Linked DNA regions of Homo sapiens: region 2 is linked to region 1. Evidence: read pairs that join two places in POLR2A ChIA-PET (ENCODE). Cell type or tissue: HepG2. All regions are shown on one strand. Links, peaks and the distances in the headings refer to the core of each region. The heading gives the core; the rest is flanking DNA.

Region 1 (5,382 bases), core at 317-5,316:
CCGGACGAAGCTGCAGATGGGAGAGGCACTGCTTGAACACTCCTGCCGCATCCATCACTCCGGGCACCTCCTGCAGTGCACACGGTCTCACTTTGATTTTAATCCCACCAATAGCAGGAAGGAGGTATGAGCCTCATCTGCAGCTCAGGATGATTAGGGGACAAGTCTGGGGTCATGTGCTGGTAAGGGAAAGAATGTGGACTCAATCTCACGTGGCCTGGCTCCAAAACCCGTCCATTTGCTAATTTAGTTTAAACCACCGGTTTTTTAACTTAAAAATTTTGTTTCTGAACGTTGAAAATGAATATAAAATTCAATGTGCTTCTCTGTACTCTCTTAGCAACTTCCTGTGAATCTATAATTATTTCAAAATAAAAAGTTTAAAACAATCCTATGTGGAGCCTGAATGTATAAAATGTATCACTGAGATGCTGTGAGAGTCCAGGGCAGTGGTTTCTTTCTGGGGTGGTGTTGAAAGGCAGCAGTGAGGGGTGGCCCTGTTTCTGGATCTGGGCTGGTTCTGCAGATGTGTTCTGTTTGTAAAAGTTCATCGAGCTGTGCATTTGTGATTGGTGCACTTTTCTGTATAAATGTAAAACTTTAAAAGTTGAAAATATATCAAAATGGAGATGCTCTAGTTGAACAGGAAGAGGGGTTCGATGTGCTCAGCTTCTTCCCCCACACCCCTCCACTTAACCCTCTCAGGACCCCAGGGTTCTGGGAGCACGCTCTGGAGTCTGGGTTCTGATTTCTCTTATATAATACAGGTGGCTGGGTCAGAGGACCTCAGCTCTCCAGTCCCCGCCCCAAGTGTTCTATTGTCATTTCCCATTATTCAGTTACAAACCATAGCCCATTGACGGTGAAAACCACCATTCAAATGTCCAAAAAGAAGAACATTAATCCTGGGTGTGGAGGACCCCACACAGGTCGCTGTGTGTAAAAGAGACAGCAGGCTCTCGGTCTCCCACTTGGGCAGGGCAGCCTTATACTGAAAGAATAAACTTCAAGTGAAGAATTCCCAAAGACAACTCGGCAAGAAAAGGCTTTTATGCCTTGAAAGGAATTGAATCAGACTTATAATCACAGAGAGCTGGAAATCACATCCATTCAGCATGTTCTGCAAATGAAAGGCAACTGACAATGTAAAACAAACAAACAAAACTCACTCGCATTCTCAGTTGACATGTCCTGTTTTCACCTCATTTGGCTTCTTGGAAGATTTCTGGGTTGAATGTGCACTTTGGAGCAGCATGCCTGAGCCAGGTCGTTTTTCCCCTCCTGCTTGGAGGATGTGGCGAACATATTTTCCTTTCATTCGCCGAGTTAGTTTCTGGTGTTACCTGCCCACTACTGTACCTGGAGTCAGCAGTAGCTGCCAACCCATAGCTAAGGGCAGAAGTTAGCCCAGTGTGAGGTTAATTGGACCAAATTAAAGCCATTACGGTTTAACAGGCTCTCTATTGGAGGAATGCTTAAGTGGGCTCCCCCGGGACTTGGGAAATTTGGAAGTGAAGTGGTTTTTGCTATTTGCAGTAGCTGCATCTCCCGTTTTATTTGTCAAACTGCTACTCTGCAGACTGCTGTGGGGTGAAGTTGTTAGACAAAGGAGAATCTTTTCTTTCTTTCTTTCTTTTTTTTTTTTTTTTGAGACGGAGTGTCACTCAGGCTGGAGTGCAATGGCACAATCTCAGCTCACTGCACCCTCTGTCTCCTGGGTTCAAGTGATTCTCCTGCCTCAGCCTCCCGAGTACCTGGGATTACAGGTGCGCACCATCACACCTTGCTAATTTTTGTATTTGTTTATTAGTAGAGACAGTGTTTTGCCATATTGACCAGGCTGGTCTCGAACTTCTGACCTCAGGTGATCCACCCGTCTTGGTCTCCCAAAATGCTGGGATTACAGGCTCAAGCCACCACGCTCGGCCAGGAGAATCTTTTATATGATCCTGTTTCCAGAAGAGGCTATCCTCTGAGGAGTTTAGGAAATGATAGAGTGAATCAGACTAATAACCCCACTGAGGAGATGAGGCGAAAGAGGAATAAGGCATGCAAGGGTCAGGGTCTCCTGCTTGGTGACATAGCTTTTCTGGGAGGATCTTTTCAGTTCAATGCTACCCTACCTAATCCCAAGGAAAGCAGAGTTTTAGTTCACTGAATTTTCAGGCTGAGTAGAAAATTCCTTTTTGATACAGCACTTGTTGCTGGAGAGCCACGTACTCTGTGATGTCCTCTCAGGACCCTTTCCACCCTGGGGCTCCTCCTCTGCTGAAGCAGGGCTGGCAGTTTCCAATTGATCAAAGTATAAGTAGCCAACGGCAGCTCACAACTCTCATGACAAATGCCAACCCCATCTTAGATAACATTCACCAGAGGGTTGCATCGGGTTAGGAAGGTGATAGTGTGGTGGTCCCTCTGTGCTTTCAGGACACTGGGCTTGTGGGGTACAATCTAGGGTGGCTTTTTTTTTTCTGAGATGGAGTCTCACTCTATTGCCAGGCTGGAGTGCAATGGTGCAATCTCGGCTCACTGCAACCTCCACCTCCCGGGTTCAAGCAATTCTCCTGCCTGAGCCTCCTGAATAGCTGGGACTACAGATGCCCGCCACCACGCCCAGCTAATTTTTGTATTTTTAGTAGAGACAGGGTTTCACCATGTTGGCCAGGATGGTCTCGATCTCTTGACCTTGTGATTAGGGTGGCTTTTTAAAAAAGTAACTCTGACAGAATCCTTCCAGAAAACAGAACAGCATGGTAAAGCCTCTGGGCACTGTGTCAGCTGAAAAGAATGGGGATGTGTAGCCTAGGGAAGAGAGAAACTCTCTGGGAGGGAGGCAAGGATGTGGCCCCTGGGGGAAGAGCTATGACCCCAGGTGGCATCTCCAATGGGAGATGGTTCAATTCCCAGCTCCTACATAGGGTTTTCCTATGTCCTAGTCAGTAATTTAAACACAATCCCTACTGTAAACTCATTGGATGCTCACAACCACCTTATGACGGTACTGTGATTATCATCCTCATTTTACAGATGTAGAAACCAGCACACAGAAGTTAAATACCTTCCCAAAGTAACAATGCTATTAATGAGAGAGTTGGAATTTGGACCCGGCTTTCTTACTAGCCCGGAGTTTCTCAACCTCAGTACTATTGACATTGGAGGCTGGAGAATTCTTTGTTGTAGGGGGACCCTGTCCTCCCTCTCCTTGCATTATAGGATGTTCAGTGGCATCCCTGGCTTCCACCCACCAGATGCCAGTAGTACTCCCCTGTTGTGACAGTCGGATGTCTCCAGACGTTGCCAATGCTCCCTGGAGGGCAGAATCGCCTTTAGTTAAGAAGCACTAAGTGCCTCCCGAGATGGGCCAGCCTGTCTCCTGTAGGAGCAGGAACGCCTGCTGCTGCCTTCCTAGTGCAGGGGCCACTGAGGCCCCCTACACTCTCAACACTTTCTGACGTGCCTCCTAACTGAATGGGGGAGGGGAGATTTTACCGGACCCTCCTTCTGCCTAGAGACGTTCTGGCCCCTAGAGATTGTTTGATTTTTAACATTTCCAACATTTCCTAATGTTATTGTCATTTGCCTCTCTGTCCCCAAATTAAAGGCCAAAGAATCATTCTGATTTTGTGGGGCAAAACCTGAGGGAAAGCCTAAAGTTTACCTAGCACTTTACATATTTATTCAGTTTAATCCTCACAGTCATCGTACTGAGGGAGATATCCCCATTGTAAAGATGAGAAAACTGAGGCTTAGAAAGCTTAGTTAGTTGCCCAAGGTCATAGCTATAAGTAATGGAGCCAAGGTTTGCAGCCAGATCTGTCCACACCAAAATCGGTATGCTTTTATGAGGGGCGAGGATTAGGGCAGACACTCAGAGCTGAGCTCAGAAACACGATGCTCACAGTGACACACCAAGACAAGAAGAGCCTGAGCTGGAGAAGCAGGGATAGGGGACAAGAGGTGTGAGACAGCTTAGGGTCACAGCACGTGACAAGGGAGGCCAGGGTTGAGGAGTGCATTTGGGGGCCGTGTATGCAGGCCACTCCCTTGTGCCCCTGAGGCCCTGCCTTCCCTCCCCTGGGCTGCCATCCCCTTCTGCCTCCAAGTCCCCCTCCAGCTCCCAGAGCAATCTAGTAAAACCACAAATCCGACCACAACCCTCGCTGCTCTAAATCCTCCATCGCTGCCCTTCTCTCAGACCAAACGCCCAAATCGTGCAAGGCCAGACTCACCCAGCCCTCTGGGCTCCCTGGCCGTGTGCTCGCCTGTCCCTGTACACACTCCTCCTCCTTGCAATCCTTGGAACCCCACACTCCTTCTCTAAGCACAGCTCTGTGTGTCAAATCAAGACTTTGAACGGGATATTTGTGAGTATATAAGTCTCACAGCCTTTCTTTATTGTTTAAGCTCCAGGTGGCCAAGTCATCTCCTCCCATCATCTATCCCTTGTGGGACCGACATGGTGCCTGTCACATTGTAGGACTCAATAGATATTTGCTGAATATATATTTAACAAGCTTGTAATTTATGTTGTCATCTAAGTCACAGTTGAAAATGCCAAGCAGAAGTAGGCCAAAGCGGAAGGGTGGCTGCCAGCAGATAGCACCCTCTGGGTGATGTCAGGCCCCTCATCTGTACCACCTGGGTCATTCAACCCCCAGCGCCATCCTCCTGTATCTTCACGTGGCCTATGCACCTTGGCACCTCCAAGTCTTGTTCACCAGGGCACCACACAAGTGCCCCAAATGCCTACTAACCTCCCTTCAGCCTATGTCTACACACCCCTTTTCTTTCCCAAGCCAAGAAGCTTTAGGAGAGGAGAATGCACCTAGTCTTGATGGCCCCTCTTAGCTTTTAGTAGTTCCTCTTCCTTAGGTTCTCAAAAGCCTCTCATGATTTTACTGCTTGATGATTTGGCCCTTAGGAAACCAGGAGCAGGCTCTGAAAAAATGGGCCCAGGACAGGTGGAGTTTTTTTCAGTGTTATTAAGGCATGATTGACATTCAACAAGCTGCAAAAAGTAAAATTGTACAATTTGATGAGTTTTAGCAAATTACCATGATCAATATAGTGAAAATTTCCATCACCTCCAAAAGTTTCCCTGTGCCTTGTGTAATCTATCCCTGTCTGCACTGCATACTCAGCAGCCACTCATCTGCTTTCTATCACTACAGATTAGTGTAGATTTAAAAAAACTGTAAATAAATGGAAACATACTGTGTGTGTACTTGGGGGTAGTGTCTCATATCTTTGACTCAACATGATGCTTTTAGGATTGATCCACGCTGTTGCATGCAGTGACAGTTTGTTCCTTGTTATCACTAGTCACATTCGGTTATAGGTTATATTGATACGCAGCCGTCCCCTCTTATCCACGGTCTCACC
Region 2 (5,382 bases), core at 171-5,170, 130 kb after region 1:
GATGAGTCTCCCAGCATACTGTACAGAATTCCAGTCTTCAAACCTTTAATACCAAATTAGTTGCTTTCTCATACTGCCCCACCTCTTTTAAATTATAATTGTTCTGTTTCGCACCAAAGTTTCTTTGTGGCACAAACTATTTTAATTTACTTGTAACTCTTACATAAAAACCTCCAAAGCATTTTACCAATGACAATTTGCAAAGCAATTAACTATCCAGGATCACATGCTCACATGACAAAATAAAACTTTTTTTGGTCTTTTGAGTGATTTGAAAGCACTACATTGAACAAAATAATTGGATCTTGTGACTTCTCCCTTCAACCTAATTTTCATCTAATTTGCTGTCCTACATGCGAATTTGCCTCATGCTGCATTTCCATGCCTCCCTCTCAGAACTGTTCAGCCTCCTGGCCTGTTCCCTTGCTTTATCTAAGCAGGTAATCAAAACAAGAAACATCTTGATATTCCCTGTGCTAACACAAAACAAAACAAACAAATCTTTCCCTTCTAGGATAATTCTAATCATCCCTGAACCATTTCTGAAATCAGACCTGTAATCCCACTCTTTATTTACCAGAAGTGTCATTTGAGGCAAGCTTTTAATTGATCTAGGCCTGTTTCTTTTTCTGAGAAATGAGCAACTTCCAAGGTATAGATTAGAAATACTGTATGTAAAAGACACAGTAGTGTCAGACACATAGTGAATGCTCAGAAATTATTAATAGTTTTCAAAATCGCAAAAATAAAATGAAAAAAAATAGTAGGACTGGGCGCGGTGGCTCACACCTGTAATCCCAGCACTTTGGGAGGTCAAGGCAGGCAGATCACAAGGTCAGGAGTTCGAGACCAGCCTGGCCAATATGGTGAAACCCCATCTCTACTAAACATACAAAAATTATCCAGGTGTGGTGGTGGGCGTCTGTAGTTCCAGTTACTCGGGAGGCTGAGGCAGAAAAACTGCTTGAACCTGGGAGGCGGAGGTTGCAGTGAGCTGAGATTGTGCCACTGCACTCCAGCCTGGGTGACAGAATGAGACTCCGTCTCAGGGAAAAAAAAAGAAAAGTTAGTATTAGATATAAGGATACCCATGATAAAGAGTGTGACTATGAACTTCATTTATCTCAACTAAAAAGTTTATTTTGGCCTAAGCAACATCTTAAGCTTAAAAATAAAAATTAATAAAGCCAAGAGGCCACATCCTGTGGTGGAACAGTATAAAGTAAATTTGCAAAACAGAAACATTTGACTTCAAATACCTTTTTCTCTCTTCTTATAGGGCCTTTACACTCCATAAGTGAGCCAAGTCACAAAACGGGAAGGCTTAGAATCACCAAACTCATGACATTCAGATGCCCCACGTGAAGGCATCTCCATAAGGATAAACTTAAGCTTAGACAATCCTTCAAATACTTAAAAAAGGGTCCAAACCAAACAAACTGAAAAGCAAAAAGCAACAAGGAAAAAAAAAACCCAACCTTCAAAAAGTTGAGGGGGCCTGAAACATCCAAACTGGCTGTTTTCTTTGGCTGCATTCACTGGTTGTTGTTCAAATTCAGTTCTAGTAGAGACTCTAACACTGTAACACTTATTTCTTGTTAAAACATAATAATGAACAAGAAAGCAAACTGATTATTCCTTGTTCACAAATGTCAGTGTCAGAAGTAATATTACATACTAATAAGTCATATAACATTTCTACTCATTTCAGGCAAAGGCACGTCGCTGTTAAATTACCTTTAAATTCGAAAAGAAAAAAAATATATCAGGAAGTTCTTCTACACAATCATCCAAAGGTATAATAAGCCATAAAAACTTAACCTGCCACTGAAGAGGGCAAAGGAACCCAATGACTTTCACCTCATTTAGTCACCAAGAAATGTATTAACAGTGCGTACTGTCGTTTTCCAGTTTTTCTTTATTACTTATTTCATTCACCATAATTCCAAATTTTAATGACCATATCTTTCCTAAAATATCTACATAAAAATCTTGATTATTTAAGAGTAAAAAGTTGGTTTCTCCTCTAGCTACTTCTGACCTCTTCAATAAATTGTGCCTGATGCTGCCTCCTTTCCTTCCAACCACTCACATTAGAATCCTTTTAGTCAAAGTAGTCTGAGGCTGCAGTTGTTTGCAGGATGTGATCATCCTCAATACCATATTATTTCAGAGTAGCTTAAGTCACCATTCCTAGGCAATTTCATAGTAAAAAAATTATTCTAGGAATTCCTGGACCTATAGATATTTCCAAGATCATTACAAAAATACTTCTTTTTAAATAAAAAAAAATTGTCTAATGTACCATGCTGGGAAATTTTTATTTAAAAAATAGAACTAAACTCTTGAGCTTCAATAATGCTGTCAGATAGATTCTCAGGGCCTTCTACTGCCCTCAAGGAAATGATGGCACACCCTCAGTTTGGGAAAGGCTGTCCAGGATTAGTTCAAAGAAGATGCTCTACCCAAAACCCCAACAATGATTCCCTCCTCTCCCCATTAGCAGAGTCCTATCCTCTTTATATCAAGTTCCTCTGGAAATCAGGTTATATTTAATACCTGGAGATCCTCAACTTGTTCTTCAATACTGTATTTTCTTTCCTAGGCCAAAATGTGCGTAAATTTTCTAGACACTTAAAGTTAAAATCACCAATACCATAAGAATCATGATAAACTGGAAAATATGACAAGGAAAAAAAGGAGGGTCCTTTATCATCCCCGAGAAAGTGAAAAGTTTTCATGGCTGATGCTTTACTTGATCCACTTGTTTAATTACACTCATTAGTCTTTAGCTGCAAACATGTAGAAGGTACTTGAATGACTGAATGAATAATTGATTATAAACTTTTAAAAAGAGAAATGCCAGATTCTGCTAGTCTCCTTTATTCATTTATTTGTAAGAATGGGATCCTTCTTTGTCACAGGACACTAATTCAGCACCAGAGAAGTTACTGAGCACAACCTCATCGAAGTCATCCTACCTTCTACTGAAGTGATGAACAGTACAACCATTTTTTGCTGAAACTGGCCTGATTCACCTTAAAAATGGTACCACAGGTAAAAAAGAAAAAAAAAAACTACAGATGAAAACACAAAAAGTGAGGGAAAAAAAGTCTTACATTGAATGAATGTCAGTTTGCCATATTCCACCAGAAAGTAATTTTCAATCCAAAGATTTTTATCTCAGAAAATATAGTATATTTTCCAAGTTTTAGTAGATATGTTATTAACCCTATCTTATTCCTTTCAAAGTTACTGCCTAGTCACAGACAGAAACACTAAAACACTTCAGCATAAAGAGGGAAGAAAAGTATCTCCTACTCTACCTTGTCTTAGCAGTTCCATTAAAAGACCACTTAACTCTCAGCTCTAAGAGCTTCAAAATAGGTTCCTATAATACAAAACACACAGAAAGACACATGTACACAATCATCTATATTGCTTATATTAATCGGCCTTTATAAAAAGTTATCCACATCTATTATAAAAAAATAACCTTTGTTAATAATAAAAGGTTTTTTTTTTTGGTTTGGTTTTAATGCTATTGCTTATGACAGCACACTTGCCTCCTTCTGGATAAATATGAGGGACAAATAACAGACAGCAGCAACATACAAAAACTCAGTGATTTCCTGTAATTCTTTACCCCATTCTAGACCAAATCCTCTGAGGTTCTATGAAGCTGCAGAGTCCCAAACTTCACGCAAAAAACAAGATCTTGGTGGCATCTCTGTTACTCTGAAAGATCTTCTTAGGCCAAGTGGGATTGGAAAACTTACAGTGAAGCTTTAGGTTATGCTGCTACAGGCGTATGGCAGAAATTTACAAAGATTTTTTAAAGTAATAATGCTCTGTGTTGGCAAGGGTATGAGAATGGGCACTTTCATACATTGATGGTAGGAGTTTAGGAAGATTTTAGGAAAGAAAAAAAAGAGTGACTAGAAAAAGCAAAGCTTTAAAATTCTGTATGCTCTCAGACATCAATTCCACTTCTAGAAATAAAAGTAGATATACATTAAGATTTACCTAAAATATTTTCATCAGTGATATTTATAACAGCAGAAAAACTAGGGGGAAAAACCCTTAACAACCCATTTAGAAGAAATCAGCTAAATTAATGAAATATTTATTTCATACAATGAAATATTTTGCCATCATTAAAATGAAGTCATTGGGCATTTATCCCAGAAAAATGAAAATTTACGTTCACATAAAAACCTGTAAATTAATATTCATAGCACAAGGCTTTATTCAAAATAGCCCCAAACTGAAAACAACCCAAATGTCCATTGAGTGATGAGTGAATAAATAAAATGTAACCTAGCCATACAGTGGAACACTACTGAGTAACAAACAGGAACACACTACTGAGATGTGTAACAACTTGGATCCAGGAAATCAGGCTTAATGGAAAAAGTCAATCCCAAAAATCCATATACTGTATGATATAACATGATCACTTATGTAACATTCTTGAAATGACAAAATTATAAAAATGAAGAGCAGATTAATGGTTGCCAGGGGTCAAGTTAGGCAGGGGAAAGGAGGTAGCTGTTGCTATAAGACAGCAATAGAAGGGGGGCTGGGTGCGGTGGCTCACCCCTCTAATCCCAGCCCTTTGGGAGGCCAAGGCAGGTGGATCACCTGAGATCGGGAGTTTAAGACCAGCCTGGCCAACATGGTGAAACTCCGTCTCTACTAAAAATACAAAAATTAGCCGGGCAAGGTGGTGGGCGCCTGTAATCCCAGCTACTCGGGAGGGTGAGGCAGGAGAATCACTTGAAACCAGGAGGCGGAGGCTGCAGTGAGCCGAGATTGTGCCATTGCACTCCAGCCTAGGCAACAGAGCAAGACTCTGTCTCAAAAATAAAATAATAAAAATAAAATGTTTTAAAAAGCACTAGGACACCTTGGGAGGCCGAGGTGGGTGGATCACAAGGTCAGGAGATCGAGACCATCCCGGCTAACACAGTGAAACCCCGTCTCTACTAAAAATGCAAAAAAAAAAATTAGCCGGGCATGGTGGCAGGTGCCTGTAGTCCCACCTACTGGGGAGGCTGAGGCAGGAGAATGGAGTGAACCCCAGAGGCGGAGCTTGCAGTGAGCTGAGATTGCGCCACTGCACTCCAGCCTGGCGGACAGAGCAAGACTCCGTCAGAAAAAAAAAAGACAATAGGAAGGATCCTTGCAGTGATAAGAAATGTTCTGTATCTTGACAGTATCAATGTCAGTATATCCTGGTTGTGTGAACTACAGTTTTGCAATATATTAACACAAGGGGAACTAGATAATGGTACATGGGATGTCTCTGCATTATTTCCCACAACTTCTACAATTATTTAAAAATAAGATGTTTGAAGTCATTGATGATTATTTAATGAC

The links. ChIA-PET counts read pairs that join two places held together with the same protein. Peaks named below come from ENCODE experiments on the same cell type or tissue, not always from the same donor. Only the 100,000 strongest peaks of a DNase experiment are listed, where the experiment ranks them.
Region 2: POLR2A ChIA-PET joins it to region 1 with 6 read pairs; 2 of 35 experiments call an interaction of 5 or more read pairs at or near these places.

Annotation. Positions count from the first base shown.
Region 1 is chr6:108,726,865-108,732,246 of GRCh38, reverse strand. No RefSeq gene overlaps it. Among named protein-coding and RNA genes, the nearest start is that of LINC00222, 22 kb to the left of the region's middle. RefSeq lists enhancers at 1-461, 796-1,723. In HepG2, for the core only: a CTCF peak has its summit at 3,261 (motif pointing right); a DNase peak (open chromatin) is centred at 3,146.
Region 2 is chr6:108,600,802-108,606,183 of GRCh38, reverse strand. The region is part of intron 1 of FOXO3 (forkhead box O3); the gene reads right to left. Among named protein-coding and RNA genes, the nearest start is that of FOXO3, 43 kb to the right of the region's middle. In HepG2, for the core only: no CTCF peak of the experiment used is centred there; no DNase peak of the experiment used is centred there.